5 separate regions of the Homo sapiens genome follow, and regions 1, 2, 3 and 5 are each linked to region 4. Evidence: chromatin loops called from intact Hi-C (ENCODE). Cell type or tissue: A673. All regions are shown on one strand. Links, peaks and the distances in the headings refer to the core of each region. The heading gives the core; the rest is flanking DNA. Region 1 overlaps CHN2 (chimerin 2). Region 2 overlaps GARS1-DT (GARS1 divergent transcript). Region 3 overlaps CPVL (carboxypeptidase vitellogenic like). Region 4 has its middle 32 kb from the start of TRIL. Region 5 overlaps PLEKHA8 (pleckstrin homology domain containing A8).

The links. Hi-C counts contacts between places; a loop is a spot of excess contacts. Peaks named below come from ENCODE experiments on the same cell type or tissue, not always from the same donor. Only the 100,000 strongest peaks of a DNase experiment are listed, where the experiment ranks them.
Region 1: it touches region 4 in a loop (7-fold over the local background); 105 of 110 quality-filtered maps call a loop at or near these places.
Region 2: a loop joins it to region 4, with 5 times the contacts of the local background. A loop is called at or near these places in 4 of 110 quality-filtered maps.
Region 3: it touches region 4 in a loop (6-fold over the local background); 109 of 110 quality-filtered maps call a loop at or near these places.
Region 5: it touches region 4 in a loop (4-fold over the local background); 9 of 110 quality-filtered maps call a loop at or near these places.

What each region holds. Positions count from the first base shown.
Region 1 is chr7:29,405,963-29,412,362 of GRCh38, forward strand. The region is part of intron 6 of CHN2 (chimerin 2); the gene reads left to right. Among named protein-coding and RNA genes, the nearest start is that of PRR15-DT, 150 kb to the right of the region's middle. In A673, for the core only: CTCF peaks have their summits at 2,996 (motif pointing left) and 3,196; a DNase peak (open chromatin) is centred at 2,979; H3K27ac peaks cover 2,977 bases.
Region 2 is chr7:30,561,598-30,567,997 of GRCh38, forward strand. GARS1-DT (GARS1 divergent transcript) reads right to left here. Exons shown (of 7, transcript NR_038889.1): 4 at 2,134-2,401; 5 at 1-531. Among named protein-coding and RNA genes, the nearest start is that of GARS1-DT, 13 kb to the right of the region's middle. RefSeq lists an enhancer at 2,982-3,031. In A673, for the core only: CTCF peaks have their summits at 1,025 (motif pointing right) and 2,893 (motif pointing left); a DNase peak (open chromatin) is centred at 2,844.
Region 3 is chr7:29,103,412-29,109,811 of GRCh38, forward strand. All of the region lies in intron 3 of CPVL (carboxypeptidase vitellogenic like), which reads right to left. Among named protein-coding and RNA genes, the nearest start is that of CPVL-AS1, 26 kb to the left of the region's middle. In A673, for the core only: a CTCF peak has its summit at 3,169 (motif pointing left); a DNase peak (open chromatin) is centred at 3,130.
Region 4 is chr7:28,923,443-28,929,842 of GRCh38, forward strand. No RefSeq gene overlaps it. Among named protein-coding and RNA genes, the nearest start is that of TRIL, 32 kb to the right of the region's middle. In A673, for the core only: a CTCF peak has its summit at 3,747 (motif pointing right); a DNase peak (open chromatin) is centred at 3,709; H3K4me3 peaks cover 712 bases; H3K27ac peaks cover 804 bases.
Region 5 is chr7:30,060,113-30,066,512 of GRCh38, forward strand. PLEKHA8 (pleckstrin homology domain containing A8) reads left to right here. Exons shown (of 14, transcript NM_001197026.2): 10 at 772-830; 11 at 1,785-1,915; 12 at 2,560-2,630. Among named protein-coding and RNA genes, the nearest start is that of PLEKHA8, 35 kb to the left of the region's middle. In A673, for the core only: CTCF peaks have their summits at 1,932 (motif pointing left) and 2,687; a DNase peak (open chromatin) is centred at 2,669.

The DNA.
Region 1 (6,400 bases), core at 504-5,503, 480 kb after region 4:
TCGCTTACTGGCAGAAGTCTTCATACAAGGTTGAGCCTGTCCCGAGTGGTTCTCCCCAGTGCCATGCTCGCATCTCATGGCTGGTGTCCCCGTGGTGACTCTGTGCTCATCAGAGTGTTATTGTTGTTGCTGTAATTCTGCAACAGCTCTTATTTGCTTTTTCTCTAGGACAGAGTTCAAATTCCTTACAGGAAATTTGCAGCCTGTTTAAGCCTGGGCCCCTTGGAGAAGCAAAGCCTGAGACTGGGGTTTGGTACAGATGGGGAATTTGGAAAGGCATCCCAGGGAGAGGAGGAGAAGCTGGGCAGGTAAATAGAGGAGGAGAGAGGCTGGTATATGCACGTTGTGGAGCTGATCACCTTCTCAGGAGCCGGGTAGAACTGCTTCTAAGAGGAATTGAAGTGGGAGTGTTTAACGCATCACCTCCTGTCCCCTCTTGGTTGAGGGGTACCTGTGAGCTGTTAACATTCTCCCCAGTTCCAGGCCAGGCATGCTGGAGAGCTAGGTGGGTGCCATGGGCATCCCTGGCAGCCTGTGGAGTCCAGTGCAGCTGTCCTTTTCTACTATTGAATAGAACCTGCCACACTCAGCCTCCCCTCCCCTCCCCGCCCTGGCATGCTGCACACCACCTTTATGAGAGTTCATCACCCTGTGTCCAGCGTCATTGTTTTGATCAGTGGTTCTCAAAGCATGGCCCTCGGGAACCAGCAGCATCAACATCAGCTGGGAGGCTGGTTAGAAATGCACGTTCCCAGGAGCCACTGTGTGGGGGACTCTGGGGTGCCCTCCGCCAATGTGTGTTTTAAGCTTTAGGCAGTTCTGATTCCCACCTGCATTTAAAAATCTGTGGTTTCTATGTCTGTCTCTTTCCCCAGAGGTGGATCAGTGGGAGGCAGAGGCTACTCCTCAGCCTACTTCCTAATTCTAACGCCCTCCACCTCACTCGGTGAAGCAAGCACTGATTGAATGAAAAATGGATGGGTGACTTTTAAAATGTAACACATTGCCCCACATTCACCCTAAGGAACAGCGTATCTCAAATTCACCAAGAGGGTGCCTCAGCATCTCCCGCACCGTCTCTCAGCACGTGCTCCTTCCTTCACTGGGCTAAGATCTGGCCACCAACTCCTTGTAGCATCAGGAGCAGCAGGAGTCTGGAGAAGCAGGGGAATCGTGGAGACCATCTCATGCAACCCTTCTGTTTTGCAGGACAGGAAACTGAGGCACCCGGCTCAATAGCTTAGAAAGTATTTCAGTGACACCAAGGAGGCTTGGATAGAAAAGGATGCTTTTCAGCAGCTATCTTAGAGTTAAGATTGTTGAGGCCTTTTTTTTGGATGGGATCCACAACTGTGCCACTGTGGAGGGGGTCTTGGTCCTAGGGGGTGGAGAGGCTTGGTGACTTCATTCAGGACAGTAGATTCAAACATAGTGTTACCCATTGTCCTTCACCAAGCAGAGGCGTGCATTCATTTGCCAAAGAAAGAACCTGAATTGTTAATGCAGAAAGCATTATGGAGCTGGAAAAGATCACTTGCATTACAGGGTCTAAAGAACCTATAGATTTTCTCTGCAGGAGGTTCTTTGGAAATAACATGTAACTGACATACCCAGTCTTTTCTCAGGATTCAAGGGTAAATGAAGATGAGCATAACTTAGCTATTATAGTAGGTGACAGGTACCCTGATGATGCTGACCAGCCGACTTGCTGCCCTTGCACGCAGTCATAAAATGGGGTGGGATAGGATGCAGTGAGAATGGATTTAACTTAGATTACATCCGCTCATGAGACTGGGTTTTGCCAAGCATTGTTTTAAACCAGAATTCCCTAATGATTTGGGATTTATCACTCAGTCTGAGCAATTGCTGATTTGGTTGGCTTGGTGGTTCTCAAACTGACTGAAGGTTGGACTCACTCTGGGAGCTTTTAAAAAAATGCCCATGGCCGGGCTTGGTGGCTCATGCCTGTAATCCCAGCACTTTGGGTGGCAGAGGCTGGCGGATCACTTGAGGTCAGGAGTTCAAGACCAGCCTGGCCAACATGGTGAAACCCCATCTCTACTAAAAATACAAAAAAATTAGCCAGGCACTGTGGCACATGCCTGTAATCCCAGCTACTCTGGAGGCTGAGACAGGAGAATCACCCGAACTCAGAAGGCGGAGGTTGTAGTGAGCCCAGATCACACCACTGCACTCCAGCCTGGACGGCGGAGTGAGACTCAGTATCAAAAAAAAAAAATAAATTAAATTAAAAAATATATATTAAAAATGCCCATGTTTGACCCCACCTGCCTATGGAATCAAAGTCTTCACTGGTGAAAGGCACCTGTCGGTCTTTTTTGGCTCCTCAGGTGATTGTCAAGTGCAGGGCTTGAGAACCTGGGTTAGATGGAAGGGGAGACGAGAGTAAAGGTGATCAGACATTTTGGAGCATTTTCTTTCAAGGACACCTGTCTCACTTCTTCCCATGCCTCTTATATTCCTGAGGCTCTTTTATGTTGTAAATTAGACCCTAGCCTTCTTTCTCTACTTTTACACAACACGTGAGAAGTCCTCTGGGGAAACATTCTTCACACAGTTAACTCTGGTGGCTACAGTTACCTGTGCTGGTTCAGGGTTTGGCTTTGCTCCCTTTCCATGACTCCTTTCCCGAGATTATTGCCTGAAATATAAATGATGGGAAACAATTAACTGAAGTGGGATTAAAGAATTTAATGAAGGGGCAAGGAAAAGTTAGTCCCTCTCTCAGGGGTCAGCTAGTGGTTTCTTTGGGTGGATATTAGAAAGAATCTCTTTTTACCAGTTCCTCAATATCGGTGTTTTCAAAGAGGAACGGAAGAGGAAAGTCATCCTAATACATTCAGCGTATGGAGGGATATGATGGGCCAAACGCCAAACCCTCCTTGTCCCCATCCAAAATCTCTCTAGGAAACAGCTAATTTAGAGACACGGCTCCCGAGAAAGTATTTTCTATGCAAATAGTGCCATCTTGTGGCTGAAAGGAGAGTTACATGCTGATGACACAAAGGACCAAACCTAACGGATGTGAAAATGTGCAAGAACAAATTTTTCAGCAATGAATCCATTGAGTCATCCCACTTTCCTCAAGTTTTATAGCACAGATCAGGCTACACAGTGGCTTGGGGTGTCTGTTCTGTAGCCTGTGCTCCTTCTCTGCATAAGCACGTGGGCAGCTCTGCGGGCCTAGGACTTGTAAAAATCATCCCAGGAATCTAATTCTAGTCCAAAAGTGCTCAAACTTCTCGGCCTCAGGACCCCTCTATACTCTTTAAAGTTACTGAGGACCCCAAAGAGCTTCTGTTAATGTGGGTTAAATCTTGATATTTATGGTATTAGAAAGTAAAATAGAAAAATCTAAAATATTTATTAATTCTTTCAACATAATAGTAATAAACCTATTATGTGTTAGTATGAATAACATATTTTTGTGAAAAATAACACTGTTTTCCAAATAAAAAAGTGATGAGAATATTGGCATTGTTTTTACATTTTTGTAAATCTCTTTAGTGTCTGGCTTAAAAGAAGACAGCTGGCTTCTCACATCTGCTCCTGTATTCAACCTGGGATATATTGTTTTATTTGAAGTATAGGAAGAAGTCTGGCCTCACACAGATGTGTAGTTGGAAAAAAGAGGAGTGTTCTTATAGCCTTTTCAGGTAAATGTGGGCTTTAAAATATATACTAGACCACAATTCAACAAGTGGTAGTTTCTTAAAGGTTAGTTGCAATGTCAATCACAGAAGGCAATTACTGTAATAAAATCAGTTTTGACATCATGGACTCTCTAAAGGGATCTTGGGGATCCCCAAACATTGGTGGGCCACAGTTTGATGAAGAGCCCAGCTTTTCAAGATGTTTATATTTTGACATCTCCAGAGTGGTGTTTGAGAGGAATTGTCCCACCACTTTTATCACCTTTGACTGCAGGAGGTAAATGATGCTGTCACCTGGGACTGCTGTACACCTATGGGGACTGGGCAGGCTATGATGAGGAGGCATTCTTCTGGACCTGACCCACCAAGCGCCTGCCCTGAGCACGACCTCAGAGCTCTTCCCAGTGGCTCTCACTAGGCGGTGGGGGGACAACAGGCTGAGTCTATATGAGTTTTAATTTTAGGGATCCCTCTGGGGTTGTTGAATGTTTTTAATTTCATCGAGGCTTTTTAATCATGGGACTTTTAAATAATTTATTCTGGAAGAAAATTTTTATAATGTTTAAAACAGGGTAGTGTCTTGTTTATATTTTAGTTGGGCTTAATCGTAGGAACAGTGTTGGTAGATTTAGGGTGATTACTTTCATTTTTAAGGTGAAATTGAGCTGTTTTTGTCTTTTTAGTAATTATATGGTGGTTTTTGGCTGTGAGTAAAATATTAATGTTTGTTTATTAGTCTAGGTGGGATGATATGTTAAAAAGATAAAAGACAATAATTTGGATAAGTATTTAGGGTTCTCTTGATTAAAGGTTTTTTTTTAATTAAATAGGTTTGAGGTGAGAAATGGAGAGTATATTTGCATTATGTCTGTGGGTCATCTATTGGCACTTAGTTTTTTAATTGGTAAGCGTTGAAATAGAGACTCTTGTTTGAGGAGTCTTAGCCCCTCACCTAAATTGGGTATTTTGTTGAGTATGGGATGTGAGATTATACTTGACTTTTTTGATTTGTTTTTCTAATTAGGGGAGTTTGTCTTTTTTTGTATTTTTGTTTTTGAAGAAACTGGAGGGAAAAAGTTATAGGAGTTGATGAAAAAGTTGAAGGAGAGTGTTATTATTTTAGACCTTTGTAAGGGGAGAAAAAGTTGAAAGTAGTGAGACATAGTAAAAGTTGAACTTTTGATTTATAAATTTGAGAAGTTTTTAAAGAATGACTGTTACATATAATGCTCTAGTTATTTAAAATATTATCTAAAACTTTAAAAACACAGACTTTCCTCCTCAAATCCCTAAACTCTCCTCCCTTACTCCCTAGCCACATTAAAAATTCCCCATTTCTACTTTTTATTAAAACAAATTTTTAAAATCTTGCCTTCCCCACCTTCTTACTTTAATCAGATCAAATAAACATTTCTCTATCTCCAAACACCTGTGTATCACTATTTAACATCAACTACACACCAAGTACACAAACCTAAATTTAGACTTCAACACAAGCCTAGGGCCTGTGTCATCAGGAAACAGTTCTGCAGGTGCAATTCTGATATATATGGCCAATGAGGAGCCACCGACTGGGTCTCATTCTCTTCTCCGTACAGAGGAAATACCAAGACTCAAAGCTCAAAGTGACATTGAACAAGGAGGGTTGGAAGGAGGAAACACAATTTTAGCAGAGCCTATTATTTTCCTTCTTTGGCCTCGTACTGGGTATCACCCTCTTTGTTACCTCTCCTGGGCTTCTCCAGCTACCATCTTTGTGTCTATTTCATCAGGATGTGGCAGTCTCCCCACCCCACCCCCAGAGTGAGTAGCTGTCATTTTTGCCACCCAGAGCCACCTCAGTGTAGGAGCTTCTGGTGGAGTCATATCTGCCCACTAATCCCAGAGGTGGATTTGTGATTCAAGGCCAAGCCGAAGGACCCCGTGTCCCTGGCTAGGGTGGTTGGTTCAAGGGTGACCATGTGGTCAAGTCAGAGCCAGGGGAAGACAACAGACTTTTACCGTGAGTTCCAGGAGCCAGGCCTTTCACCCTCTTTCTGCTTGGCTCAATTAGGCAGGAAGTAGAGCCTGGGCTGCTGAAGGCTTCCCGCCACCCGATAGAGCCTGAGAATGGAGCCTGGAGAAAGTAGAGCCTGGAGATGGGGAGAGAGAAGCTGAGTCCTGAGGCCTGATCTGAGCTTCTCGCGGAGCTGCCCTTCAGCCCGCCCCCGTCTCTGGATGTTCCAGTACTGCTGGCAGTTCATTGCTGCCTTGCCTTTGAGCTGGGTAAGCAGATGTTGGTGCTGCATTTAAGTCGGCAGCTGCTATCATCCCCACAAGAACTGGAACCCACCTGTCAGCTCCCTGCCACCTCTGCTGTCCTTCATTCCCACTCACCTTACTTGTCACCATTACTGAGGAAGCTTAGCTATTCAAGTTCAGGTTCATTTTAATTTTAATCCAATAATCCACACTACCCTTCTTTAAAATGGTGGTGTTAAATCAGAAAAAGGGGACCTCTAGTGTTTACTGAAATGGGTAGGAATGTAGCATCTTGTTTACCAGGCAGACATGGGAAATAACCCAGAAGCCACTGCTGGAATGCAGCCGTCATCCTTTACCTCCTGGCTCCACAACATATATATATGTAGACCTCTTACAGTTAAATGCATTTCAGTAAGATTAAGGCGCTCTGCTAAAGAGTCTTTTTTTTTTTTTTTTTTTTTTTTTTTTGGGAGACGGAGTCT
Region 2 (6,400 bases), core at 430-5,429, 1.6 Mb after region 4:
CTGACCCAGTGTCAGCGTGCTGTTCTCTTGCTCCTCCCCGATGTCAGTGGATTCATTTTTATCAAAAATGTCTTGATGTTTATTGTTAAGCTTGAATTCCCACACAATTTTAGCACTTCCCCCATTTTCTTGGTGTCTCAAGTGATTTTTCTTGGGACTCAGAGTTCAGAGAAACATGCATTTCCAGAAAAAAGCTGGGAAGGGACTCTTGCATGGGAACACTGTCTAAAAGCACTTTCACCTTGGTTTCTGGAAACAGGCACATTGCAAGCTACAGTTTAGGACCTGATGCCACTTTGAAGGTGTGTCAGCTGGACACAGAAAACGAGGTTACGGAAACAATGGTCCCAGCACAGCTCACTCTCCACCACGCTGCGCTCTCTCTCCTTAGTCTTGTGGGGCTGGAGGCACAGTGGCTTAGAAGTGGGGTGACCTGGTTGTGATCAAAAGGCTCCTCCCTCTGTTCACCATCCATGGAAAATGTGCCTCATCTTGCACCACACACCAGTGGAAAAGGGAATTTTAGGAAAACTAGGACAAACAAAAGTTGAATAGTTAGAGCAGAGCCTCTAGTATGGGAAGAACAGTGCTTAAAAATTACAGAAATTGCAAAGTATAAAATAAATAGAACACACTATATGAAATGTAAAACTCTCATGCATCGTTTTCTAAAGAACAGTATCAAAAAGCAAACAATATGACTTCCTTGTTAGAAAACAATTTGGAAAAATGGGTCTTTTTTGCATTTTTGATACAATTTGCTTCAGTAATGCCACTGATCGCAATTTATTCTAAGGACGTGATTCTAAATGCACAAAAGGAGATTTATACATATGGATGTTGATTCAACTCTTCCCTCTCTCCACCCAGAGCAACCAGGCATGAGCTCATCCTCAAAGCTGGGCACACGGGGCCACTGTCCCAGGATGCTGGGTGCTTGGCCCTGTAAAGGATGAGGAAAGGAACAGCTTTTCATTGCAGACAGTGGGGTCCGATAAGGCTGTTCTGGCCACTAGATGGTGGTTGTGTTTATCGAAGACTACTGGATGCCTGCCAAATATCTGTGTTAGTCCATTTTCACACTGCTATAAAGAAATACCCAAGACTGGGTCACTTATAAAAGAAAGAGGTTTCATTGACTCACAGTTCCGCATGGCTGGGGAGGCCTCCGGAAACTTACAATTATAAGGTCATGCTTTGGCAGGAGAAAGAGAAGCAAGTACCTTCTTCACAAGGAAGCAGGAAAGAGAGAGGGTGCACAAAGGGGAAAGAGCCCCTTATAAAACCATCAGATCTCGTGAGAAACCCCTCACTATTATGAGAACAGCATGGGGCAAACCACCCCCATGATCCAATCACCTCCCACCAAGCCCCTCCCTTGACATGTGGGGATTACAATTGAGATATTGAGCTTGGAACGCAGGAGGCGATGCTTCTGCCCTCTTGACTCTGGTTAGAATGTGCATCAGGTGAATCCTGTTTAGTCCTGGTTGCTGAACCACAGAGGGAGTTGAACATACTGGAGCTTATCCAGGCAATATGACCGTCAGGAAACTGCATCACTGAGGAAGTTCTGAGGGAGTTGGAACTAGACAGTTTAAAGCGACGGCCGGACAAGCTAGTGTCTCCTAGGAGCCAATGGCTAAGGGCAGAGGGAGCAGAGGGGTTCTGTATGGCCCTGGAGTGCAGAGCAAGTATCGGTGAACCGAAGTTACAGGGAGGCAGATGTTTGTCTAAGACAAAGAATCTTCTCGGGGTCAGAGCTGTCCGTGTGGACCGGAAGCCTGGGGAGGGAGTGAACAGCACAACCTGAGAGAAGTTTGAGAGGAGGCTGAGGAGTTCCTCTGCTCCCCCAGGAAGTGTGGAGCAGAAACCACATCTCAGATGCCCGCAGGAGCCAGGTGAGTCATCAGGAGGAGTGGTACAGCTACAGGCACACACATTAGAAATTAAAACCAACAGCAGCATCAATAAATACTGTGCAGTCCAAGCAAAACCTGCTGTGGAGGTGGGATTCAGTGACGCCCAAACTCTGCCGTGGAAAGTGGACGGGGGAGTGTATTGGTTTCTTGGGGCTGCCGTAAGAAACAACCACAACTGGGGGGCCTAAACCACAGAAACTCACCGACTCACCGTTCTGGAGGCTGGAAGACCAAGATCAAAGTGTTGGCCGAGCCATGCTCCTGCTGAAGCCGCTGGGGGAGGCTCCGTGTAGTTTCTGGGAGCCCCAGGCATTTGTGGCGTGTGGCAGCATCTCTCCGATCTCTGCCTCCATCTTCACACGGCGGTCTCTGCTCTGTGTGTGTCCAGATTTCCCTCTTCTTAATAAGGACGCTTGTCCCACTGGGTTCAGAGTCCACCCTACTCCAGCATGAGCTCATCTTCATTTAATTAAATGCATCTGCAATGACCTTTCCTGAATTAGGTCATACCCTGGGGTGACTTTCTCTTTTTGGGGGACACAATTCAGTTCCTAACAGGGAGTCTGAAGTCCACCCTGCTGGACACTTGTCAGCCTGGAACAACACCTCGCTTTGGAGGGGCTTTTGGCTTATGCGTGGGTTTTTGCCTGTCTCATATTCCTTGCTTGAGTAAGCTTCCTCCTTCCCACCAAACTGCGAGGTCCCAGCACCATTTAGTGGCTGAACCACCTTCTCTCTGCAGAAGAGGAATAGGGCATCTGGGATGCCGTAAGTAAGAGCTGAGAGGGGCTTGGAGGACCTCTCTGAGGTCCCTCTCCGGGGGCGGGACCTCTTCTGCTTGGAACCCTCTGGCTCAGAGGCAGGCACTGAAGGCTTCTGGAGGCAGAACCTGTGCATAGCTCCCACACAGCCCTGGCCTTGCTCAGCTGTTGATTTGTGGGTAGCTGCTGCCCTCTGCTGGACAGAGTGAAACGTGCTCTCCTTCCATTTCCTAGGACTCTTGTCTCCCTATCACAAGTTCCATTTCCTTCCTAGGACTCTTGTCTCCCTATCACCAGTTCCATTTCCTTCCTAGGACTCCTGTCTCCCTATCACAAGTTCACAAACTCACAGAGCAGAAAAGGGCCAGAAGGTCGGCAGGCCCAGCCCCATTATTCAGAGGCGGATACTGAGGCCAGAGAGGGGAAAGGCCTTGTTTAAGGTCACACAGATAGTTAGAGTAGGAGCTGGGACTAGAAATGGGTGGCCCTCCCTCAGCAGGGTCTGGAGGTGTGGGGTCCTGGAGGAGAAAGAGAAGGCACCTTACTCCTAGTAGAGACACCAGAAGGCTGGTGGGCAGTGTAACCAGGACCACCAGGTCAGCCCACCCACGTAGGAAAATCCCCTATCAGGCTGTGTGAGTGATCCCAGCTTTGCCTAACTCCACAATCCTAAAAAGTCACCTATAAACAGAATCTTTGTCAGTCAGATTATTTTCCCCTCTACCACCTTCTGTGTCCCAGATGCAGTTTTTGTGGCTGTTACCAATTTCATCATACAAGGCCCAGGGAGAGTATAGTAGGGCAAGCGCATTGCTCTAACAAATAGACCCCAAATGTATAATAACTCAAAGAAAAGGGAAGTTTACTTTTTGCTCGTTAATAGTTCAGTGAGCCTAGCAGAAAAGGGAGGGGAATGGCCGGGCGCCGTAGCTAAAGCCTGTAATCCCAGCACTTTGGGAGGCCGAGGCAGGTGGATCATGAAGTCAGGAAATCGAGACCATCCTGGCTAACACGGTGAAACCTCGTCTCTACTAAAAATACAAAAAATTAGCTGGACATGGTGGCAGGCCCCTATAGTCCGGGCTACTCGGGAGGCTGAGGCAGGAGAATGGCGTGAACCCGGGAGGCGGGGCTTGCAGTGAGCCGAGATCGCGCCACTGCACTCCAGCCCCGGTGAAAAAAACAAGATTGTCTCCAGTGGCCCTTCCTCACTTGGGTACCACTGAGTCTCTGATAAATGACTTAGTTATCAGATTTGGTTTCTAAATTTGGTGGATGTGGAGACAGAGCTGTGATCATCTTTGGTGCCCTATTAATTCCAGACTCTTTAAGTAGATAGCATATGAGAGCAGAGTTCACCTTTTCCACCCAAAGAATGTTACACCTCTCCAGGATGGTGCCGCAGGAACCTCCACTCTGTCTAAATACTGAGACATCCTCTGGCTGAGCCTGATCAGAATATGAAATTGAGGCAGGAAAAAAGTTTGGACCTGAAATTTTCTTTTTATCTTGAAATGGCAAGTGAATTTAGTCTTTGAGCTTTCATTTCCTACTGGGAATTTCATAATGGTACATTGTTTCTATTACACTGTAGGGCATCTTATTGTTGGCATTTTATTATTGGGGTATCTTAATTTGTCATTTAATCTCCCTTTGGAACATGGGATGAGCTCTCTCAGACCATGTTGTTCCTGGTCCAAGCCGAGGGTCAGGCTGCTGATTCTCGCGGCCCAATAACAAGATGCAGTTGAACTGGGAAGGAAGGAAGTTTATTTTTGTAACCGGGTACAGGGAGAAGGCCTGGAATATATCACCAGACTAACTCAAAATTACAAAGCTTTCCAGGGTTTATATACCTTCTAAGCCATATGTCTACATGTAAGTGTGCATTCATCTAAAGACGTAAGTGATTAACTTCTTCTAATCCATAACTAAGGTGTGAAGACCTTCTTCTGGAGCCTCAGTAAATGTATTGAATCTAGATGGGTCCAAGTGCTGGGGTGATTACCCTTATCACATCTCCTGCTAAATCACGGAGGTTTGAGGAGTTCATTTAGACCTCCAATAAAACTTGTGTCTTCAGACCCCCAGTAAAAACTTTTCTTTTCTTTTTTTTTTTTTTTGAGATGGAGTCTCACTCTGTTGCCCAGGCTGAAGTGCAGTGGTGTGATCCCAGGTCACTGCAACCTCCGCTTTCTGGGTTCAAGCGATTCTCCTGCCCCAGCCTCCTGAGTAGTTGGGACTACAGGCTCCCGCCACCATGCTTGGCTCATTTTGGTACTTTTAGTAGAGACAGAGTTTCACCATGTTGGCCAGGAGGCTGGTCTCAAACTCCTGACCTCAGGTGATCTGCCTGCCTCAGCCTCCCAAAGTGCTGAGATTATAGGTGTGAGCCACCGTACCCAGCCAATAAAAACTTACTTAATCCTAAATGGGTCTGGTTAAGAATTCCTTCCTCCTCTTGTCATGGTTCAAGGCACAGGAAAGACTTAGGCAAAAACTTGTGGTGGGCTTTTGTTCTATTCCAGCCTTTGTATAAGGTTACTGGCTCTTTCAACTTTTAATATTTAACTTAACCACTCAGTCAGCGCTGAAACAGTTGTTACAGAGGCCTGCCTGTTCAGCTGCTAGAGAGACCTAGGATGCCACAGTGTGGATGGGTAGAATTTGGGATGGGAAGTAGACTAAGGAGGGAATTTTCAGCCAAGGGTACAGTGTCCTTGGAGAGAATTTGATGTATACATTTTAACTGTTCCAGCCTCAACTGATGCTTGGTTCATCTCCCAGGACTCTGCTTTCCCCACAGTCCTCTCCAATGGGTGATCCTTCATCCCTGGGCTGCTCTAGACCACAACCTCTGTGTCTTGGGTAAAACCTTGCTCCACTGAAGTTCTTGGCACTTCCAGTCTAGTCAGTGCCCACCATCTGCCAACCTCCTACTGTCTGCCTTCATCAGTGAAGACCGTAATCATAGGCTCTCAGCTTCCTTCCCACTCAGAAGCCTCCCGTGACCCTGGATGACATCAACACATTCCCATGAAGGGCCGTACTAACACCCAAGCCTACCCTATTGCTTCAGTCTCTTGACCTACAATCATCCCCATCTCCACCCACATTAATGACAATTCTCATGGCAAATAATGACAATTTGTCATTATTCAGAAATGTACCGTTTCTGAGATATAGGTTTATTATCCCTAATCTGAAAATCTGAAATTTGAAATGCTCTAAAATCCAAAACCTTTTGAGCACCATTGTGATGCTCAAAGGAAACAATCATTGGAGAATTTTGGATTTCACGTTTTCAGATTAGGGGTGCTGAACCTGTATAATGCAAATATTCCAAAATCTGAAAACATCTGAAATCTGAAACACTTCTGGTCCCAAGCATTTTGGATAAGAAATATGCAACCAGTATTACCTTCAACATCCCACTCTCTCTAACTGTAAACTTCCATCCTTCTAGCTCTCTAATTTACTTATTTCTTCACTTCTCCTTGTAAATGTTAAAGGAAAATAAATCTTGGGACCTCAAAGTCACTAAGCCAAAGGGAAAAGTCAATCTGGAAACTGCACGCAAACCTGCCTCTCATTATATTCCTAAACAAGATAGCTAGACAGAACTCAAAGTCATCCCTCTGCTCACGTGAGACAAATGCATAGCTGATTGCTTCCTTTGCCCTGTTGTTTCACTGAGCCAGGCTAAGGCTTAAGTGA
Region 3 (6,400 bases), core at 984-5,983, 180 kb after region 4:
TTTTTTTTTTTTTTTGTATTTTTAGTAGAGATGGGGTTTCACCATGTTGGTGAGGCTGGTCTCGAACTCTTAACCTCATGATCTGCCTGCCTCGGCCTCCCAAAGTGCTGGGATTACAGGCATGAGCCACCACACCCAGCCTCATGATTGTGTTTTATAAGAGGACTTTATTGGAGTGACCCTTGGAAATTTTAGGAATCTCAACAAGTGTTAGGGCAACATTTTGGACCGGAAAGTCACTTAAAGTAGACAGGCATCTGCCAATCTTCAGGACTGGTTACATATCCCTAGCACCCCTTTCTTCCTATCTCCAATAAGGAATGCCACGCTTGGTTAGAGAAAACAGCAACTAAACCACTAACAGATCCAAATCAATGGCACTGCTTAAGATGAGAAGTGCAATTAGTAAATTAATTAAGGCCCTCTTCACACTTCTATATGCAGAGGCTGATCATTTGCTTGGTTTAAGTAATGTGTTCTACCTTAATTGAAGTCATTAGTACCCCAAGTAAATGTCTTTAAATTCCCACAAGTATGTTTAAATGGACTCCCATTTTGCCATACAGATCCCAGTTCAGCTAATACTTTAGCTGCTACACTAATGGTATTAATCAAGGCAGAGCTTTTTATTTAAAGCAATTAATTTTGTGACTAGAATTGTTAAATAGGTACATAACATTTTAATTCTACACACACACACTCAACACATACACACAAGTTGCTAAAGACATTCATGTTTTTCAAAGAAATTTTATTTCAAGTGGTTGGTGTTGACTACTCACCAAATCTTCCTTTACTATGACTGCTGCCATGGCACCATCATACAGAAAATTAATTTTTTCAAAATCTTTTTTGTTTTTTGTTTTTGAGATGGAGTCTCACTCTTGTTACCCAGGCTGGAGTGCAATGGCACGACTTGGCTCACTGCAACCTCCACCTTCCCAGTGCAAGCGATTCTCCTGCCTCAGCCTCTGGAGTGGCTGGGATTACAGGTACCTGCCACAGCCCCTGGCTAATTTTTGTATTTTTATTAGAGACGGGGTTGCACCATGTTGGCCAGGCTGGTCTCGAACTTCTGACCTCAAGTGATCCACCTGCTTTGGCCTCCCAACGTACTGGGATTATAGGCATGAGCCACTGCACCCAGCCTCAAAATCTTTTTTTGTTTTGAGGCCTTCTTGCATCATTCCGAAGCTCCTGACTCTCATCAAGTTTTGGCTTGTCTCATTGATTTGTACCAGCTTACACCCCATTAGAATCCTAACTTTCTCCTTCCTAACCTTTCTACCTGGCTCATTCCTTCATGAGATAGTTATGGCTATTCTCTTTGTGCCTCCTGCCAGAAAGTTATACTTTATAAGGAATAGGGAAGTGGGCGGATGCAGGGAGGTGTGGAGAAGACACCTTACTTTCCCTTCTTGATGCAAAAGTTAGTTACTTTCTCTCTATGTTATTTCATTTCCACAAAGGAAATCAGGCATGCAAAAGTTTCTGCAGAGTGTTCAAATATACCTATACCTATGGGTGGTGATCTATAACATCACCTTAAGCTACTTTCTTTTTATTTTGTCTCTGACACCCTCTATTCTTCTATATCTCTGATGCCATTAAGTACGTAGCAAAGAGAAGATAAATAGAGTCAGTTTGAAGAAGACAATTATCTGTGATCTCCAAATCTTTGTTGCACTGCTGGTGGATTTGTATCCACCTGTGTTAGATACATTTTGAGATATATTTTAATAAATCTGTCCAGTCCATGTCCCCTTCTCTAAGAAATGAGTCTCCATTCATCCATGGCTAGCCTGCTAGCCATGTTTATATCATGGCTAATACCCAGCACCTTCAGTCTCAGCTGACTGGACCAAGGAAGAAGACGTGATCCAGACTGTGGCAGCCATGGGTGCTAGTTAATCTCTGCTGGCTACATGATGCAAGGACAGGTAAACTTGGAAATGAAAGGTTGGCCATACTTGGCCGAGTGCCTGGAGAAGCAAAGCATGTTGATCTGTCAAGGGAGAAGAATGAAGCACAGATGAGGGAATCCTGTGGTCTCAGACAGAATAGGGCTGAGACAGAAAGACTGACTGCCTTTCCTCCCGAGGCTTTTCTATTACTCGTTCCTTAGGCCAGACCACATGTCCAGCCCTTGGTGTCTCAGGGCTGGAGAAAGATTTAGAATGGTACCTGCATCAGTTAAGGCCCAATCAGAAGTCAAAAACCACAGAGTCATTTTAATTTTTTATTTAATTTATTTTTTTACTTGGAAACATTCACCTTTAATTCTGTTACAAGTTCCAGTGTTTACTCTGGCCCCAGCCAGCCATGGGTATCACAGACACCCTTGGGCAAAAGTGAAGATGAAACACCAGAGGGGCCTGTTCTCCCACAGCCACATCCTCAGTGTTGGCCAAAGACCAGAATGCTGGGTAGGCTTCCTATGTCCACTAAGGAACAAGGAAATGTTAATACCTAGAAGTATTCATTATTACAGAGAACTAAACATACATATACAAAGAGAATTCCAAAGAATGCCCTGGGCTAGGGAGAGTGCTCACAGATGGACAAGCCCATAAGTTAGGGAGGGGACCCTTCCCAAGGCTGCTGTCCAGACCTCGGTGGAGAAGGTATGGTTGCAGCCTTCTGAGTAGCTGAGAAGTTCACTGAGTACCCTGGTCCAAAGCTGGTCAACCATCCTTGGGTAAATAGGAACAGGTGGGCTGTGACTGGCAGGTGGACACAGAGAGACTCAGGAGGCTGGGAGCCTGCTTGCCTGAAAGGTTGCACACAGCCTGGAGCACACGGTGTCCACACTGGGAGGGACAAGGGAACGACCCTCTGGGGTGCAAATGGCCAAGGCTAGTGAGAGGGCTGCAGAGAGAGCAGGGCTGTAGGGAGCCTGCTCACCGGCAAGGCCTAGGGTATATTGTGTTCATACTGGGAGGGCCACAGCCAGGTGATCACCTGGACAGAGCCAGGGATATCATCTTGCTAAGAGTCTTGGTGGTCTGGGTGCATAGCTAAGGCAGAGTGTCACTGGATGTCCCCACCCCCCACCTCAACACACTGCTGACAGACTAGGCAGTGGGGCCAAGAAAAAGCCAAAGGCAGGACATAGGCACAGAAAGAGAAGACAAATTCCTCCTGCAATGTCTCTCCAGCACCCTCTACTGACAAAGCTTAATATTGTGCTTGCTGCAAAGGAGAAATGCTGAGAGCTCTACTATGGCAGAACAGGGAAGAGGGTAGAATTGGAGCTGAGAGGCAAAAAAAAACAAAAATTAAAAGTAGCTCGCATAGTAATCCCCACTCCTTATGTCCTCATCCTTCCCCCAGGCAGGGAGTATATGCTAGTTGTCACAAGATCTCACAGCCACAGCCTAGAAGTACAAGACAAGAAGCTATGTTAGTTATCTAATGCCGCACAACATCTCTCCAAAACTTAATGGCTTAAGACAACAATAATAATTTTTGATCTCTCGGGATTCCTGTGGGTCAGAAATTTGAGGGTGTCTGGCTGGGCAGTTCTGGCACAGGGTCTCCCATAAACTGTGGTCAAGGAATCAGCCAGAGCTGCAGTCATCAGAAGGATTGACTGGTACTAGATGAACCTCTTCCAAGGTTGGTACCCACTGGAGGGTGGAGGCCTCACTTCCTCTCCACAGAGGCTCAGCCATGGGGCTGTTTGAGTGCCCTCCCAACATGGCATCCTTTCCTCAGACTGAAAGATTCAAGAGACCAAGGCACAAGTAATATTGCCCTTTATAAGGTAGCCGTGGAAGTCAAACATCATCATTTCTGCTAGCATGTTGGTCACAAAGCCAGCCTTGATTCAGTATGGGAGGGGACTGCCCAAGGGCACATACACCAAGGGATGAATGAAGAGCACTGGGAACTAGCCTGAAGGCTGGCTACCACACAGGCCACACGTTCAAGGGCTCCTTCATTCAATCCACATCCTGATTTGGAGTTACTGGATATTTTTATACTTAACTATAGAACCACAGAATGTAATGCTGGGATGGAGCCTTAGCAATCCACTAGGTTTAACATCTTTATTTCTAAATGAGAGAACTGAGGCCCAGAGAATACGAATGCCATCTCCCAAGTTATACAGCCGGGAATCGCAGACTTGGAATTAGAATCCCTGTATCCAAACCTCTAGATCTCTTTTCCCAAATTCCAGCCCATTGACTGGCTGCACTGGGACCACTGTGGAGCACATTACAAACACTGATCCCTGGGCCCTCTCCAGATCTGCAGAATCAGAATCTCTGCTGGGTGCAGCTAGACAATGAGCTGGGAGATCTGTCATATTTCCAAAGCTCTCCAGGTATTTCTGGTGAGCAGTAGCACATTTGGGAATTCCTGTCCTCTTCCACATTAACTGTGTTACTGGAGAAGTTCAGATGTGCAGATGAGGGAGTGTACATGGCACCATGCTGAAGTATGGTGGGGCCTGATTCCACGCCTTCACCCCCAGGAAGGGCTGTTCTGTTGGCTTCCAGGCACCTCTGGGACATGCTCTTCTACTGCCAGAGAGAACGCCTTTTGTTTTGGACCAGGAGCATTAGAGCGGTTCATTTTCTCTCCAATTGACTGCTGATTGTGCTATCTGATCATCCTAGTATCTGATTCAGCAGGGCCCAGCCTGCAGGATCCTGAGAGGGAGCCCTTCCTGTAGGTTGCCCCAGCACCTCACGGGCCTCAGCAGTGTAATCCTGATCTTTCATAGACACTAGATTCTCAAATCCAGGAATCTGGGCCTTTCCTCTTGGCCTGAGGATCAAGGTGGGGTCCTCCGTGAAGGGGCCTAGGCCTGACTCTAAATGCCCCAGGTTTTGGCTCCATGGCATTTGAGGTAACTGATCTGCAGGTTTTGGCTAAATGTGTCCAATGAATTATCTATGTTCCTACATCTATAAGGCAAAGTCCAATACTAGCTATTTTTTTTCCAATGAGAAGGATGCTGACTTTAAAGAGTAATAATCTCTATGTCTTTTTTATCTTCTTCAGTGCAAAAAAATCCCAATTTCACTTAGTAATTTCCTGACCTGGTAGCAATTAATCCACCTTGATGGCTGGGGTTCAGGTCCTTCTAATTTACAATTTCCCTCTATTTGCTGTCATCTGTAACCTCTCAAATTGTGACTGGTTTAGTTCTTGACATTATTTGTGTTAATAATTTTAAAAGTAATAATAACCATAATAATCGTAATCATAATGAAATAATGACAATAGCAACTATAGTTACTATGTTTTAGGTGCCACTCTAATGCTTTCCCTTATTATCTCTTCTGTCTCAAAACCATTGCCAAGTAGGTATTTTGGTCCCCATTTTAAAATGAGGAAACCAGTGCTCAGAGACACTAAGAAATTCCCCAAGGTCACCTTTAGCTTAAGCAGCGAAGCCAAGATTTCTATCCAAGCCTGACTTACCGAAGAGACTGTAGTCTTGGCCACTATACTCAAGTGCCTTCCATGACTCGTTTTCTCTGGATCTAACACATGACGGCCAAGCTCAAGGATTTCCACATCGGAGGCCTAATTTTATATTCCAGTTCTGCCAATTTCTAGTTGAGTAACTTGGGGCTGATTATTTAATCTCTTCATCTATAAAATGAGGATAACAATTCCTTCCTCATGGGGTTCAGGTAAGGATTAGATAAGAAAATGCACAGTGCCTAGCACATAGTCAGTGTTCAATTACCAGCAGCTATAACTGCTACATTTCTGCTAGTTTCCTTATACTTTTTATCCCATGCAAAATGCCTACTCCTTTCTCTTGCAGGTTGTATTCCCACTGCACACCAATTTCAAGTTCTGGAATTTATTCTGCACTGATTTGTATACAATAACAGGGCAGTCTCACAGCAATAACAGGAAAACAAAACTAATTTAAGAAACAGCATCCCCCCAAAAAATACTCAGAGGATATGACAAGTGTGCCATCCTTCCTGGATCTCTTATTTTCTCTACCTTCAGTTTTTTAAAGGGGTCATTTCTCCCCTGGTGACAATATCAGCTGCTTCCCTATGACAGACAATGAACTAATATCTCTGCCAAATGTGTCTCAGTGACCACTGCTTCTTCTTGTCACACCTGCTTTATCTCCTTCACCCAAACTGGTGTGACTCCATAATTTATAGCCAGAAGCCTCAGATATCTGGCTCTGCATGTGGGCTTCCTGGTAAGAGGTTCTTGGAACAATCTATCTTGGCTGCCACATGGTGGTACCCATCTGTGGGTACCGTTTTTTCATCTCTGCCCCTCTTCTCCCGAAGCTTCATCTATCACTCTCACCAGAACACCATGTACACTTAAAGACATTCTTTCCCGTTGTGTCTCCTGGGATCATCTTAGGTTGTGTTTATGGCTACAGTACTGGACTCAAAAGAACATA
Region 4 (6,400 bases), core at 623-5,622:
CACCCAAAGTGCTGATCAGGAAGAAGGCCCCTCTTCCACCACCATCACAGAATCCCCAAGGAGCTTGTCTTCCATCCTAGGCATGTAAAATGATTTACTATCTGCGCCCTTCAGCTGTAGAGCTGAAATCTGCATCCTGTACCTAGTCCCTCATGATAGGGAAGAGGTAGAAAACAAAACACCCTCCACTCATTTCTTATTCATAGAGCAGCCAATGTAAAATATGATTACATACATGATGGATTGGATCCGACAGATAGTATAAAAGGCAAGCCGGGGAACATTAACTAGGGAATGGATTTTTCAATGATTTCCAATGTCTCTTGTAGTCAACAGTGAAGGGAAGGGAAGGGATGAGACAAATGCAAAGAGACACACACATAACTTTCAGTATCAAACTTTAAAATACATTTCACTCTCAGATAAAGGCTTATTGCGTGTTTATCCTATGCTTTGCTGTGTGCTTTATATACGTGATTTCTTATTTATTTATTTATTGAGATAGGTTCTTGCTCTGTTGCCCAGGCTAGAGTGCAGTGGCACGGTTTTGGCTCACTGCAACCTCTACCTCCCAGGCTCAAGCAATCCTCCCATGTCAGTCTCCCTAGTAGCTGGGACTACCGGCTAATTTTTGTGGGTTTTTTGTTTTGTTTTTTGGTTTTTGGTTTTTGTTTTTTTTTGTAGATACAGGGTCTCACCATGTTGCCCAGGCTAGTCTTGAGCTCCTGGACTCAAGTGATCCCCCCTGCCTTGGCCTCCCAAAGTGCTGGGATTACAGGAGTAAGCCACCGCACCCAACCCGATCTCTTTTAATTACCTTTGTTCTACAGAAAAGATTAAAAAAAAAAAAGAGGTTCCAAGAAGGAAGTAAAGTACCTCAAGTTTACCCACCTGGTAAGTACTGAGCAGGACTTGAATCCAGACCTTGTCTTGCACACCCAAACTGCTCTCCTCGTCCATGAGCCGCCCTGCTTGCTTCCCGGACCCTGACGCTATGATGGCCAGGACCTACCTGTATGTTTATAAACCACTATCAGCTGCTGGCCACTCTAAATAGGTGGCACCTGAGACCAGACGCAAACTCCTGAGAAGCGAGTGAAGCTGAAGCCTGAGGCCCTTCTTCCTCACAGGCCTCTGTGAGTTCTGTGAGGAGTCATCGAGTTTTCCAGAAGAGAGGAAGCTGGGTTGCAATCAGAAAGCATTTCTAATCAGCCATTTTTGGTAAATTGCCTAAAGAGATCTTCATGAGAAAAAGGATCTAAACTTACAAGTCTCCAATAATTTTTTGTGATATCATTTTTCATTCTAAAGAAATGTTCACTTTCCTGCCTAATTTTGTATTTGTAATTGTATATTCTTTTTAAAAGAAATCATATGAGCTTTGGGCTTCACAAAATCAGGATCTCCCCTGCCTGTGCCTTTTTCCAGTGCTTAAACATTTTGCCTCTCATCCCCTAAAAAGCTAAACAATTTATTGTGATCTTGAAGCCATCATTGCTGGGCATAGTCCTGAAATATAGTTTTCCTGCAAAAGGAGAGGGAGGGGAGGAAGAAGGAAGGGAAGAAGGAAGGGAAGAAGGACAGAAATGCACAAGATTATATGTAGAGTTAGTAATTCATTTAATGTTAAGGAAGGAAAGTCACCACCATTACAAGCGCCTCTTTAAAAAAAAAAAAACACCCTTCCACATAGACTGAATCTCGTCTTCTCTTATGAAGGTTCTAAATTCCTAAAGATGGCTTCAGTGGACCATCCAATAATCAGATAAAAGGTCCACATTGCCGTGGACACGACATGGCTAAAGACAGGACCTAGACTTTGTTCCTGGGATTTTGTGGCATATTGTTAACACAAATCACCTGATTACGTTAGCCAGCAATGATCAGTCATGTATTCTTTCGCCTTCATCCTGCTTCTCCAGTTAGAGGGTTTTGAAAATCCCTTAAACAATTCAACCACTTGTTACGGAAGGTTTCCACAGCCTCTTGTCTCCTTTGTCACACAGAAATTCCCCCAAATCATCTTGGCTGCTTACATCTACAGAGCTATAAACGGGATGCGAGTCCTCAGCGGGGAACACCAGAGCCCTCTGAGGGTGGGGAGCTTGGCGTCATACCAACTTCCTGGACCCACACTATCTGGGTTCACTAGTTATACTGATCAGACTGGCAAGTCCTCCTATGGGAAACCTTGTTTTGCGCCCCTCCATAGACATCACCTTTGTTTTTAGGTAGTATTGATCACCCGAGGATTCGGGTTCAGGCCCACGTCATTCTAGGGTCTCAGGGTCAGAGCAAGTAAGGTGATAAAGTAAAAGGGGTTAAATAATCTTATAAACACATATTCACACTGGAGATTTCCATTTTTTCTATTTCTTTTTATGAAACGTTTATGCACGCTTTATGGTTCTAAAACACAGGCTGCTGTTTAAGCCATTCACAGAGATAGAAAAGAAAAGAGAAGGAGAAAGCTTTTTAAATGTGGGGGCAGGGGAAAGCGGTTAGTGGAACTTCATCTGCTGAGTGTTCATACAGAGCAGAAATAAAGAAGTGTGTGTCTATCCTATGAAGCCTATAAATCTTAAGGAAACCCAACTGTTGCCGACCCAAAAGCCTTCTGCAAATTTGCTCTTCACAGTATCTGACCCTCCAGGCTCATTGTTCTGTGTTTTCCTGGATTGATATGGCCTAAAATCAAAACTGCATTCATAGCTCGGAAGTAATTTAATAGCTCTAGTCTAGAATTAAACTTTTTGGTCATTCATTTTGATTAATTGCTAAAAGAAATTCTGGCGCTTATACCCCTAAATACAATTTTATTTTGTGGAAACAGAAAACTTATTCTACAAAGAAGTCAACCTCTATCATAAATTCACCATCCAGGCTTGAGTGGTTTGACGTCTGGGTGCTGTACCTTGGAGACATATAATTGAAGCCCACGTGTAGATGTAGAGGTACTTTTAAAAATTTCCTCCTTGAAGATGACGTTTAACTCCACAGAGTAGCTTTCTTTGTCTTAATTCTCTGGGCTTCCATTTTTAAAAGAAAAAGCTATCCTCAAAGGCTTTATAGGGTTATTAATTACACAATGTCACCTATCGACAGAAGAAAGCCACTGTGACAGTCTCTAGCTGTCTGAAATTTAAGTAGGCTTACCAAAGCTCTTAAGACGACAAACACATGCATTTGTAGGACGGTTCCTGTCCCACTGAGGTTAACTAAATGGTCTGGGGATGGGCAAGGAGAAAGAAGGGGAGCACTTGCAAAGTAGCTGGCTCCACTTTGGAGGAAAAAAATCCTGGGGTTGTTTTTGAGGTCCGGCTGAGAACCAAGAGCAACAACAAATCATCTATATTTTTTTCAGCGCATCATGTCTATTTTTCACGTAGCAACTCCCTTCCGGGCATTCGGAAAACGCTCCTCGTCGGATATTTCTACCCACAGGATGCTCTTTCTGTTTAACATGGAAGTAGCTTTGAATTCTCTCTGCAAAGAAGAGGTCCGGTATCCCGGCGGGAGAAGCAAAGTGCCACTGGGTGCTGGAACGTGGAGGAGAGGGCTCGCAGGAGGAAGGGTGGGGCTTGGGAAGGAAAAAGGCGCGGCTCGGAGGAGAAACCGGCTGCTCACAATCCGCGAAGCCAGAAGTTACCCGGCTCGTGGAACCACGTCCACTTCCCCCAGCCAGTTCCCTCCTGGGTTTCATTCTTAAAAAGCGATTTGTATTGGTGCCTCTCTTCCGTGTGCTACAAAGAGAAGTGACCGCTAGAGGGCAATATGCTGCAAAATAAGAATTTGATCGCACATGAGAAGAGCTGAAATAATAAGCATACAGATAGAATGAAATAGAGGTATTGTGAAGAAGTGTGGTGAGTAGGCTTTCCAATCCCTGTTCTCCATATCCATACACCCCCTCAAATATACACACTTAACTGAATGGCAAAGTATCTGCACTGCAGAAGCTAACCCATCATTTTTTTCTCTCTCTCTCTTAGTTTCTGAGAGTTGGGAGGAGTTTTAGGGAATATTGAACTCCTCGACATCAGAACAGGGTAGTTTCTGGAAGCTTTCACCGTTCATAAGCCCAGAGTATAAGATCAAAGTAGTGGTTCTCAACCGGGGGCCGGGAGGGGAGGAGGGGAGTTTGCCTCCCAAGGAACATTTGGCCTTGTCTGGAGAGATTTGTGTTTGTCACAGCTTGGGGGATGGGGTGAACATAGATACTACATAGATACTAGCACCTAGTGGGTAGAGGCCAGGGATGTCACTCAACATCTTACAATGCATAGGACAACCTCTAATAACAAAGAATCATCCCCTGCAGATGTTCATAGTGCCAAGGTTTGACCAGGGTCAAACATGAGTGCACAGCTTGTAGATGCATTTCCATCCAGTGAGGGTGTGGTTCAGTCCTCAGCACTTCAGCTCTTCTCAGTGTTGACAGGCATCTCCTATGCATTGTGCATCTTTCCCCTAAGTAGACCTGCTCCATGTGATTGAAATGTGTTGCCGCAGGTAAGCTGGTCTTTCAGATTCCTGCAGCACAGAGACCCATTTACTGCAAGGCATCTGCCCACTAGGACCCGGACTGGCAGAGCCTTCTGATGTGGATTCCCCAGCCCACCCTTAAGGGAGCCTCTGGGCACTTTAGTCAGGGACCTGGCTTCCTCCACTTACTAGTTGTGTGATCTTAAACAAGTCTTTCAGCCTCCTCTGTAAAATGGTGATGATAATGACACCTACCTCCTGGGGTCTTGTAAGGAGCAAATGAGCTCACAGGTAGAAAGCCTGGTAGGCCCATAAGGGCGTAGGCATTGTCTTCTCTTTCTCCCATAGTACATGATTCATTCTTTGTTTCCCTTCTAAAGGACTTAGCCCAAAGGCATGTGCCACATCTGTCCTTGTCTTATCACATTTAATTTTTTTTAAAAAATCTTATTTTAATGGGTCATTACTGCATACTTCATCTTTGTCTTATTATTATTCAATTATTCTGTCCAGAGACAGTACAGGGTGATGATCACAAATTCAAGACCCAGCCTGCCTGAAACTGAATCCTGTTTTGCCCCTCCCTAGACAGCTGATCTTGAGCGAGTTATTTAACCTCCTTGAACCTCAGTTGTCCCCCCTCTAAAATGGGTGTGATAACAGTACCCATCATTGTACAGATTAAATTAATTAATATTGGAAAAGTACTTGGAACAGTGCCTGGCACATAGTAGTACTAAATAAGATATAAATAAATGAAAACGATGGTGATGAGATTCATACTATTTCCCCCAACACCTAAAAATCCAACCTAAATGCACCAGAATAACAACTGATGGGATGGCTGAAGCTAAACTTACAATGCCAGGATTCCAAGGTCATTCATCTACAGGTAGGGGGCTTGAGGAAGAGAGCTTCTTTTGCATCTGAGAACATCCATAGTGCAGGAGCCACATCTGGCCCAGTCCTGTAATTTTACTAAGAAGGCAACTCGAGCACAGAGTCAATGGTGCACAGTAGGGAAGCAGGACCAGAACCTGCCAGTCAACACCACAGCTCACTCCTTTTGGCCTACATTGAGTTGCTTCAATCAATAACCACGGTACTGATCTGACACTGTTATTAACCTTCTCTGTGACTTGCAATCCGCTTCCCCATATCCTGCAATGGTGTGGTGTGGCTTATCATTTGCCCTCTGAGAATATTTGATGCCTCAAGGGACACTCAATTCAAAGTACCTAGAAAATACTAGCTGGGTTTTTAATTCTTCTACCAGTAGACTGGACTTCACCTTGAATAGAATACCACTAATACCACTGAAGGAAAAATTTAGAGGAAATAACATCAAAGAGTGAACACTACACAACTATGTTATTACAGAATTTTTCTCAAAAAATCTGCTGCCCTTCAAGGGTCACTCCTCAGATACTCACCCCATTAGCACCTTATAGTTACGTAGATGTGTTTCTTACACTGTGTTGTAACTACAAGTTTATTTTTCTTCTCATTCTATGAAATTTTTTTTTTTGAGATGGAGTTTCGTTCTTGTTGCCCAGGCTGGAGTGCAATGACACTATCTCAGCTCACTGCAAACCTCTGCCTCCCAGGTTCAAGCAATTCTCCTGCCTCAGCCTCCCTAGTAGCTGGGATTACAGGCATGTGCCACCATGCCTGGCTAATTTTTTGTATTTTTAGTAGAAATAGGGTTTCTCCATGTTGGTCAGGCCGGTCTCGAACTCCTGACCTCAGGTGATCCACGCACCTCAGCCTCCCAAAGTGCTGGGGTTACAGGTGTGAGCCACCGCGCCCGACCATTCTATGAAATCTTAAAGGCAGGACATTTGTTGTCAACTCTGTCCTCAGTAGCCCAGGCACAGTGCCAGGTGCACAGTCAGTCTTCATAAATGTTTGCTAC
Region 5 (6,400 bases), core at 558-5,557, 1.1 Mb after region 4:
GTGACAGAGCGAGACTCCGTCCCCCCAGAAAAAAGAATCATTAATGAGTCTGAGCATGGTGGCTCACGCCTGTAATCCCAGCACTTTGGGAGGCTGAGGTGGGCAGATGACTTGAGATTAGGAGTTCGAGACCAGCCTGGCCAACATGGTGAAGCCCGTCTCTACTGAAAATACAAAAATTAGCTGGGCGTGGTGGTGGGCATCTGTAATCTCAGCTACTCGGGAGGCTGAGGGAGAATCGCTTGAACCTGGGAGGTGGAGGTTGCAGTGAGCCGAGATCATGCTACTCCACTCCAGCCTGGGGACAGAGCGAGAGACTCCATCTCAAAAAAACAAACAAACCGAAAGAATCATTAATGAGATATTTTGCAATCTCTTTTTCATACTCAGTCTTCCTAATCTGGTACGTATTTTACTTCCAGTACATTTTGGTTAGTACTAGCCACGCTGCAAGTACTAACTAGCCACATATCTGGTGGCTACCATATTGGACAGTGCAGCCCTAAGGATTACTATATGAATCCTAAACTTATAAGATTATCTTCATCTCACCTGTCACTTAGGGCCTCATTATAACTCACCTTGGAGTAGTGTAATAGAAAAAGATGGTAATAGTATCCTGGGAGCTTTTGAAGATTATGTTTAGATAAATGATTTGGAAGCAAAAATTAAAGTTGTTGGGGATCTGCTAAATTTATTATTACTTTATTATAAAAAATATTGCCACTTAAAAATTGCTTTTTCAGAAATGTTTTTAATCTTTTCTTCTAGACAAACTTGGCCCTACAGTGTTTGCTCCTGTTAAGATGGATCTTGTTGGAAATATTAAGGTGAGCATACTGGTTTGTCTCTGTGGAAACTTTTAAATAAAGGAAAATGTTCTCAACATTTTTGTGCTTGGCCAGAATAAATCAAAAAGTGAAAAATGTGTCACTGTTCTTTTAAGAGAGCAAGCATCTTTCTTCTCACACTGTGAATGCTCAGTAAGGGAATTACTAAGCCTTTATTATATGCTAGAGTTAAGCTTTATGGGGAGTAGAAGATTCATTTTTAAAATGAAACCAGGACTGCCTTTTCATGTGCACCGTGTGGATCAGTAGGGTTTCACTCTAATGTCCACACTGATTCTGTGCTTTTTTAGGTTTAAATGGTGATAAGTTATATTTTTCTAAAAGATAGGTTATATAGTGAAAATAGCTGTCAGTGGTCTGGGACTCAAAAGGCCCATTTCCAGTGGTAGTTGTGGGACCATCAACAACTCACCAAATCTCTGAGCCTCTTTCTTCCAGGTAAAATAAGGGATGGGTCCCCTTTTAAATGCAGATTAAATGTTACCTTCTTGAGGATACAGTGCCCAATAAAAATCTTTTTTGTCATTGGAGACTAGTCTTTGAGGAAGCACTATTAGGAATTCCTGTAGGTATACCTTTCTTTATTGTATTTAGGTGGAACAGTTGCAAGTAGTCTCATTAGAACAAATGATTGTTGAGTTTTATATTCAGAGTGAAAAGTATCTGCCAAAGACAAGCATGAGAGAGGTTCTGAGGCAGAAAAAATAACTTTAAGAACAAAACTTTAAACCCTGAGACTATTTAATTCCAGTTTAAGCTACATAGAATTCTCCAAAACAAATACTATCATGAAAACATAAGGAAGAAGGTAATAGGAGCTTAATTTATTTTCTTAGAGGCCTGCTTGCCAAACTTACAAGTCTCCAGACTATACTGAGTTGCTTGATAACTTCAGCATTTTAAACTTAGGTTGTTTCCCTGCTTTCCCTCCAGAAAGTAAATCAGAAGTATATAACCAACAAAGAAGAGTTTACCACTCTCCAGAAGATAGTGCTGCACGAAGTGGAGGCGGATGTAGCCCAGGTTAGGAACTCAGCGACTGAAGCCCTCTTGTGGCTGAAGAGGTGAGGCAGCTGGGGTGGGACAGCAGTTAAAATCTAGCTCAAAAAAAATTACCAGCAAAAAAAATTGTTACACAAAGGAGACTACTTCTGAGTGAAGGATCTAGTTGAATTGTGTAGCCTTTTCTAGAAGGCCTAATGAATAATACCACCTTATTTTTTTTTTGCCTCTCTTTTGATGGTGATAAATATTGTTGATAAGTATATATAAGATAGGAATCTTAAAGGCATTAAAGTCAACTGGCTTCTCTTTAAATCAGTGGCTCTCCAACTTCAGTGGCATCAGAATCATCTGGAGGACTTGTTAAAAACACTAGACTCGGAAACAGTTTCTGATTCAGTAACTCGGGTGGGGCCCCAGAATTTGCATTTCTAGCAAATTCCCAGGTGATGCTAAAGCCACTAGTCCTGGGACACATTTTGAAAACCACTTCTTTAGGTATATCAGATGAGATGAAAGATGGGCTCCAGAGCAAGCTAAAGGGAAGTGAAGGGAAGAGGTTCAGGAAGGACTGCCATATGATTTGACCTATTCACTGCTGTGCCTAAGATGTTACTGAAATGGAAGCTGATGTCTGCCATTTCTTTATACCCACTCAACATAAGTGAACTTTGAAAATAATATTTCTTCCTTTATTTTGTTTTAGAGGTCTCAAATTTTTGAAGGGATTTTTGACAGAAGTGAAAAATGGGGAGAAGGATATCCAGACAGCCCTAAGTAAGTGTTCTTTATGTTTTGTTGAATGAGTCAATAGACTGTGGAATGGAGACCCCTAGAGGAGGATACAGGGTATAGGGGATATTTCTGCTTTTCAGAATTTGATTTTGTTTCTTTTCTTATTTCATTATTATTCATTGCTTCTTATATGCTTTGTTTAAAAGTACCTATGAGACAATGACCTGGTAATCTAGATGTAACTTACTAAAAATCAGTATATTTTAAAGACGTGCTGAATAAGTGGAAAGCCATCTCTTAAACATAATAGGAAGACCTAATATTATCAAGAAGTTAGTTTTCCTAAATCTTCAAATATATTATAGTCTTTGAAAATCAGTATACAAAGAAAAGCTTGAACACCATAACAGCGGGTTGGCGTGGGGGAATCCCAGGGATTTGTTCTGGAGTAAGAGTAAAGGTTTTCGTCGTCGTCGTGTAACTCCTCAAATATATAATGCTGTGTGCGTCCCAGTTTCTAGTCATAAAGCCAAAATGGGATGAAGGGCTTGGTCAGAGGAGATCATCTTATATCTCCAGCACCTTAAAGTAGTGACTGCAACATTGTAGGTGCTTAATAAACATTGGACAGGTAGGTAGATGGATGGATGTGTGGATAGAGCCATTTATCAGACCAGTTTTGGAAAATGTTGAGATTGGGGAGCATCCTTAGAGTGCTTCTAATGGAGTGGCTGAACTCTCACCATTGATCTATAGGAAATTCTTCTAGCATGGGCCATGAGGCGTGTGTGGAGAAAAAAATGAACTGTGACATAAACTAATTAGATGCTTCTGGTTTGAGAGGGAGCTAGTGTTCTCTGTGGCTTTTTTTCAGTGTCACAGTTGGGTTCTACCTCCTTCTGTTAGTCCTCTCTCTGGGCCATGAGTCCTCAAGAATTCTGCCCCCACGTGATTTCCCGAGTCTGCCCCATCTAGCAACTGCTGATCTGCCATAAAAATGAGAGCTGACATTTCTATAGCACTTTGTGAACAATGTAGACTTCATAAACTTAATCCTCATTTCAATCCATTTTTACAGGTTAGGGAACTGTAAGATTAAAATATTGCTTAAGACCAGCATAAGGTCTGAAGCAGAGTGGCTTTGAGGCCCCTGCTTTGAAGGTCCACATTTCTCCTACAAAGGGTCTTTTCCACCATTCCTGGGCCACCTGCATTTTTACATTCCCCATACATCCCTGAATTTCAGGATGGTCTCAGTTATATTCTCCCCTCTGTGTCCTGATTTCAAGTACTAAAAGTATATTCAGCATGTCTACTCATGCCCCCTAGCCAGTATCTGTCAAGCTTTATGGCTTGTGGAGTGTAGGATCAGGAGCTCTGGAGTGGCTCTCTGGATTCTGCCACTTATTAGTGCTCTGCCCTTAGGCAAGTTATTTAACCTCTCTGATCCTCACTTTGTTCATCTATAAAATGGGAATGGTGATATTATTTCCCTAACAAGGTGGTTGTAAATATTAAGTAGGTGCATGTGCATGTGAAAAAATTACAGAAGTATTTGGTACGCAAAACACTCAGTGTGGCCGGGTGTGGTGGCTCATGCCTGTACTTTCGGAGACTGAGGCAGGAGGATCACTTGAGTTCAGGAGTTTGAGACCAGCCTATGCAACACGGCAAAACTCCATCTCTACAAAAATTAGCTGAGTATGGTGTTGCGTGCCTGTAGTCCCAGCTACTTAGGGGGCTGAGGTGGGAAGATTGCTTGAACCCAGGAGGTCAAGGCTGCAGTGAATTGTGATCATGGCACTGTACTCCAGTCTGGGCAATCGAGTGAGACCAGACCCTGTCTCAAAAACAAACAAACAAACAAAAAAACAATGCTCAGTCGTCAAGATTAGCATCTATTGTTGTGATAATGATGTTTTGTCATCATTATCATAATCATGATATATGAAGTTAATAACCTGCCAGAAAATAAGACTTATTTGTCCCACATCAGTAATGGAAAGTTTACAAAGCTTAGGTGCCAAGCCAGAAACTTCACTTCAAACTAACTTATTAGTATGGAATTTTCATGCTAGCAGAAAGACTTCTCCACCTGTTGGAAATGCAGAAGATACAGGGTTTAGCACTGTGTGCCCAGTGGACTCCGCTTGTCTCATGCTGCTATTACTTTGTTAGGGCTGTCTATGGAAGGGGAGTAGGACAATGCTGATCCCATTTAGCCCACTGGAAGAGCTGGGGTGGAACGGAACCCAGCTGCTTATGGGCTTTGACCCCCCTAGACATAGAAAGGAAACAGGATATACCATTTCTATCCAGTCCCAACCCCAATTCTGCCCACTTTTCTCTCTCCTTTTCTCCTCAAGGTTTCTCATCAAATGTTGTACTTGATTTGGAGACTGGGCCCAGGGGATGTATTGACTTTGTGAAGAAAGAGGAGACTTTGAAGGGCAAATGCTGCTTTGTGACTGCAATAATCACAGCCAGTCTCAGCTTTTTCTTCCCTCTCTTCTCCTTCGGCACAATTTTCAATGGAAAAGAGAAGGGAGGCTGTAAATTTGACATTTTTGTCCTGATGTTCAGGCTTATTTCAAAGAAGGTGTTTATGATTTAAATCCTATCTTTGTGGAAATCCCTAGTTTCTTGCTGCTGCTTAGTATGAGGAGATAAAGTTCCCCTATTAAACCCACCCTCCCTCCAAAGTTCCCCTGTTAAACCCACCCTCCCCTCCCACAGACACAGACACAACAAGCTCTGCGTAAACGGTTTTTTGAGAAATGTTTACACAATAGTTACTCAGAACCTGTAGGCTCCTTGATGCATATTTCTTCTGGGATAATGGTTCCTTTTTCTCATTTTGAAGTCCCAGCCTTCATAAGTAGAACTGATACCTTGTTTGAAATGAGGGAGGGTGAGTGAGTAGGTAAAAGAGAGTGTGTGCAATTTATATGCCATATATAGGCAAGTTTGTTGGCTTTTTTAAATTCTAAAGTTGAATTTAAAAACAGCTATCACTTACAGAGCACCCAGTGTAACTACTACACTAAGTTTTTGATAAATATTTTATTTAATCTTCCAAATACTCTCCAGTGAATAAACTGAGGTTTAAAGAGGATAAATACCTTCCCTAGGGTCTCAAAATCTCCATCGGTGGTTCTCAAGCTGTTCCAAGGTCAGCAGCATCTTTATCACCTGAAAACTCATTAGAAATGCAGACTATCCGGTTCCACCCCAGACCTGCTGAATCAGACACTGAGGCTGGGGCCTGGCAGTCCGTGTTTTAACAAGTCTTTCAGATGATTCTAATCCATGCTGAAGTTTGAGACCTAGTCATCTAGACTTAGGCCTTTGAGGTTCACCTGTCACTTGTCTACATCTTGATAATTTTGTGATTTTGACTGCATCTAAGAGATTTTTAATAAGCAGGAGTAAAACTGCTGAAATTAGTTATAGCATCAGTTTATTTTCCTCCTTTTCATCATAATTAGACAGCTTTCCAATAAAAATACTGCTTAAGTAAGGTTTGAGGTGAATGTTCATGAAACTTGTATGGTCTTAATGGCCTTGGAAATAGTACATTTATATGTAGAAGTCCTAAATAACATTGTAGAAGCCTTGTCTCCTTTACCTTTCTGGAAAATGCATCTCTAGTTATTGTATTGCTGCAGTTCTGTGACCTGGAATACTTCCAGCATCTGGAAGGAGCCTTAGACTTTACACTGCCCCTTTTTGCACTTGAGCCATCACTTGGCTTCCCCATAATGATAATCAGAGTGGAACATTTTGGGTGGTTTCATGCTAAGAGCTGCTGT